Linked DNA regions of Homo sapiens: region 2 is linked to region 1. Evidence: read pairs that join two places in POLR2A ChIA-PET (ENCODE). Cell type or tissue: Panc1. All regions are shown on one strand.

Region 1 (2,500 bases):
GGCATAGGCATGTGGTCCTAAAATTTGATAAATAATGCTTATATGGGGATGGAAATGCCTCTTGCTTAAAGGCAGATATGATATTGAGAGGTGAAGCCAGGTGGGCTTCTGGGTCGGGTGGGGACTTGGAGAACTTTTCTGTCTAGCTAAAGGATTGTAAACACACCAATCAGTGCTCTGTGTCTAGCTAAACGTTTGTAAATGCACCAATCAGCACTCTGTAAAAATGCACCAATCAGCGCTCTGTGTCTAGCTAAAGGTTTGTAAACGCACCAATCAACACTCTGTAAAATGGACCAATCAGCAGGACGTCGGTGAGGCCAAATAAGGGAATAAAAACTGGCCACCTGCGCTAGCAGCGGCAACCCAATTGGGTCCCCTTCCACGCTGTGGAAGCTTTGTTCTTTCGCTCTTCACAATAAATCTTGCTGCTGCTCACTCTTTGGGTCTGCACTAACTTTATGAGCTGTAACACTCACTGCGAGGGTCTGCGGCTTCATTCCTGAACTCAGTGAGACCACGAACCCACTGGGAGGAGCAAACAACTCCAGACGCGCCACCTTTAAGAGCTGTAACACTCACTGAGAAGGTCTGTGGCTTCACTCCTGAAGTCAAGAGAGACCACAAACCCAATGGAAAGAAGAAACTCTGGACGCATCTGAACATCTGAAGGAACAAACTCCAGACACACCATCTTTAAGAACTGTAACACTTCACTGCGAGGGTCCGTAGCTTCATTCTTAAAGTCAGCGAGACCAAGAACCCTCCGGAAGGAACCAATTCTGGACACAATATGCCCGCATTTTAGGGAAGGGTAGAATCAGCAGGTGGCTAAATATGCTTACCAGGGAGGTCGCTATGATAGCCCCAAGTGCCCCAGCAATAAGACCTATCATTTTAGATGGCATTGCTTTTGAGCTTAGCTTTTTTTTTTTTTTTTTTTTTTTTTTTTTTTTTTTTTTTGAGACAGAGTCTGGCTCTGTCACCCAGGCTGGAGTTCAGTGGCACGATCTCAGCTCACTGCAAGCTCCACCTCCCGGGTTCACGCCATTCTCCTGCCTCAGCCTCCCGAGTAGCTGGGACTACAGGCGCCTGCCACCACGCCTGGCTAATTTTTTGTATTTTTAGTAGAGATGGAGTTTCACCATGTTAGCCAGGATGGTCTCGATCTCAATCTCCTGACCTCATGATCCGCCCGCCTCAGCCTCCCAAAGTGCTGGGATTACAGGTGTGAGCCACCGTACCCGGCCAAGCTTAGCTTTAAAATATGAAAAGAATTTATGGTTATGGGGAGGCTACTGGCAGATTTAAAAGGTAAAAGGCTGGATAGCACATAGAACATTCAATATTTGGATAGTATTTCAGGTAAGCTGAATATATATGTAGGCATGCAGTGGATATACACACGGGAAAACTAATGTGGCAATAGATCATATAGACTTTCAATGTCAGGCCTATGGATTCCTATTATTTGGCAGGCACTATCATTGGCAGGAAGGGGTACCAATAACTTTCAAATTTTTTAAGAAACGAGGATATAATAATAAATGTTTAAGATTAACCAAGCAGAATCAACTCAAGAAGTTAAGATTAACTTAAGAAGAATCAGCAGCAAATATGTTATGGGCAGGGAGACTGGTTTTAAGAACTTTTCTTTTTTGTTGTTGTTAAAGTACTAGAATAACAGTATTATTAGGGTAGTGATCATTGGCATGAATGAGAAAGGCTAGAGAAAAATACATTGGCAAGCAAACAAAAATACATCATCAGAACAGAGAAAACAGATTGAATATGGCAGAAATGAAGAGGTTTTGAGCCAGAATAAATGGGACAATAATCCTGAATAGAAACAGACAAGTCTGGGGAAGGCTCCATTCAGAGGTGGAGGGCAGGGACCATGGGTTTGTTTTCAGGCATGATGAATTAGGGCCAAAGGATAACAACAGGATGAGAACGTTCAGGGCACATTTGGAATTTCATGGGGGAGATGATGACATGAGATAGAGATTTGAGAATCATCCACAAAATAAATCAAGAAACAAAAACAATTCAACGAGAACTTTTTTGTCTTAAAGCGAATGTTGTGCTGAGGGGTTCTATTTCCTACCATAAGAGTTCTGGACTTCTTTTTTGTGTAAGTGCCCTTCTGTATAATTCAGTGCAATGATTATCACATGGATGTCATGCTGTAGCATGAGAGCTATTCGTAGGAACAGGGCACCATGGAATTGTTTTCATCTGCTAATTGTTTAGTATTTTGGTAACCGCTTTATCAGTTCAAAGTTTCTTTAACTTCCAGTGCCATGCCAGTGCTGTCACCATAACAAGCTGAGGAATGCAGAACACTCCTCCGAATTCCGTTTTGGCAGAAAAATCTTTCACGGGGTTTTAAGCTTGAAGTCAGTTCAGTTTGTGATCTCTTAGAACATCACATTTCACTAGATTCATTCATTAGCCTTTTAATAACCAACAATGTGAAATCTAACCTGTTAAAATACAG
Region 2 (2,500 bases), 60 kb after region 1:
GGTACATATATATGTTTATATATGTGTACACACATTATACATATATATATACGCACACATATATATATATACACTTTCATTGGGAGAATTAAAATTAGCCTATGTGAAGTGTTTATGTATAAATAGCTTTTAAAATATTAGTATAAAATTACCTTAATTATAAAAGATGAAAAGTAATTTAAAATAAGACTTTCTTCTTCATGGGGGGAAACGCCATTTAACATATAAGAGTATATCAAGTTTTATAACTTTAAGGAAAACCTATAGAAATAGTGTATTCAGAATATATATCTCAACTGTCTATTTTTAATATTAATATAACACTTGAGTTATTTTCTTCTATCATAGCCCTTAGTTACAAAGTCTCCAAGTATATTAAATTCTATGTATCTAAGACCACACTTCAAATTATGCTTGTTTATTGTACCTAACTTGAAAGATGGATACACCTTTAAGTTAGGCATTATTAAGAAAAATTTGTTCAAACTTATTTAAAAACCACAGGGAATTCTTGACCTCCTGAAATGTAGGAACCAGTGGTTTAGGGTATTGATTATTTTAGTATAAGAAAAGGAGAATAAATGTTTTTCAGTAGCATAGTACATCAAAGTTAAATTCAGTCAAATAAAATAGCCTCTAGGTATTTCCATCCTGAAAGAATTATTGAAGGCTTTGATCTCAAACATGTTCAACTCTGGATCAAATTTTAACCTTCATCAGTCTTTGCTAGTCAAAAACTTACTTTTCTTCTCCCTCTCTCTTTTTCTTTTCTTTTTAAATTTTCAGGGATATACATGGCCTTTACTCAGTGTCAATCTAAAGGTATTAGAGAGCTCTGATAAATGAACATGTAGAAATCTGTTTAAGCCTTACTGTGATCTTAAGAAGCAATGCAGCATAAAATGTTTAAGTCTATCTTTATGTTTCAATTATATATATAATATATGTATTTTTTCTGGCTATAACTTTTTTTTCTAGTCAGAATAGGCTATTTTCTCCCTATAGCTATTGAAAAAACAAACAAACAAGCAAACAAAAGAGAGTCAAATGAAACCTAGATTCTTCCCCAATCCATTTAATATTCTTTATTCCTTATTTACTTCAGACTGTGCATGGCAAGAGTGGGTGGGTGAGAGTGGGGATTAAGTTTGACAACCAGAATATCACTCTCATCATAAAAACCCTAGACTGGAATTGGTACCACAGTGAGCCTTGTGTCCTGAGGGAAATTCTGGACATTAGTAACCTTTAGCTGTCAACAATCGCTTGGGTACTGTTTATTTTCTATTTTGTCATAAAAAAGACATTACTCACCATGTCGGAATAAAAATTTGTCCTTTTTTTTTCTCATTGACTAGCTTGATGGGGCTGAATCATTTGCAATTTAATTTGCCAAAACTGTTTTTCAGCTGCCTTTTCCTTTTGCGCAGAAGCAAATTTGCAGTGCTCCATATCTACTTCCCTTTCTTCTTCAGCTGGTGCTGATGTATTTGCTGAAAAGATGAGAAAAGGAGACATGATTAAACTGACAACTTGAAAATGTACCATTTCCCTTTCTATGTAATTATTCCTAAAGAAAAGCCACATGTTATCAGTTTGAGATAGGAAACTCAAATACACAAAAGGTGGAGTGGTAATTAACCAAACAGCATAACATAGATTTATATTTTTATTAGAGGAAAATATAAATTAGAGAATAAACCAATAAAGACCTATACTTGTTTTAAAGTAAAACTACTGGTGTGTTTTTAATATGTGGGCATTGCTTTTTTTTTTCCTCAATGATACTTCTATCTTTAACTCTTGTAACCTTCTGGATTAACAGTAAAAATGAAACTATAATTTGCTTCCACAAATAGTAATCAGATGAGTGGTTGCAAAATTTTTGGTGCTATCATCACAAAATATACCAAAAACTATGTAGGAGAAAAATAAATCTGTTCAGGGGTGAGTTTTTATGCAATGTGGAAAGTGCGAGATGTTTAAAAAGATTGAGAAATATCTTAATTTTTTATGGAAACTGGAGTGGTAATTTTTTAATTAAAATATTTATTTATACTTTATACTTCTAAATATTCACAAAATGACCTTATTATATCACTGGATATACCAAAAGACTTTCCAATAATATGTATTTATTACAATAAAAATATAGTATATGAAGGAAATATTTTAAAAGTTGAGGACAGATATGGTGCCATCTTTCTGTAAAAGATTAGCATTTTTTATGCAGGATAATAATTATTATAGTGTCTTACCTTATCAATCAGTTTTGATGCAAATTTTAAATAATGAAAAACACAAACACTCAAAAACACCTCTTTTTTATTCAGAGACTTAATGTTAATATAATGTAATATCATTATAAATTATAAGCAAGATGATGGATCCAAGTACTATGGAGTTAATAAATTTTGTTTTCTATTTAAAACTTCAAACAAAATTGTGTGTATAATGTGATGGAAAATGAAAGAATGTCGCTTCTAAACTGTTAAACTGT

What was found. Peaks named below come from ENCODE experiments on the same cell type or tissue, not always from the same donor. Only the 100,000 strongest peaks of a DNase experiment are listed, where the experiment ranks them.
Region 2: POLR2A ChIA-PET joins it to region 1 with 6 read pairs; 1 of 35 experiments calls an interaction of 5 or more read pairs at or near these places.

Annotation. Positions count from the first base shown.
Region 1 is chr7:81,033,928-81,036,427 of GRCh38, forward strand. No RefSeq gene overlaps it. Among named protein-coding and RNA genes, the nearest start is that of SEMA3C, 120 kb to the left of the region's middle. In Panc1, no CTCF peak of the experiment used is centred here; no DNase peak of the experiment used is centred here; H3K27ac peaks cover 991 bases.
Region 2 is chr7:81,093,897-81,096,396 of GRCh38, forward strand. No RefSeq gene overlaps it. Among named protein-coding and RNA genes, the nearest start is that of SEMA3C, 180 kb to the left of the region's middle. In Panc1, no CTCF peak of the experiment used is centred here; no DNase peak of the experiment used is centred here; H3K4me3 peaks cover 381 bases; H3K27ac peaks cover 2,500 bases.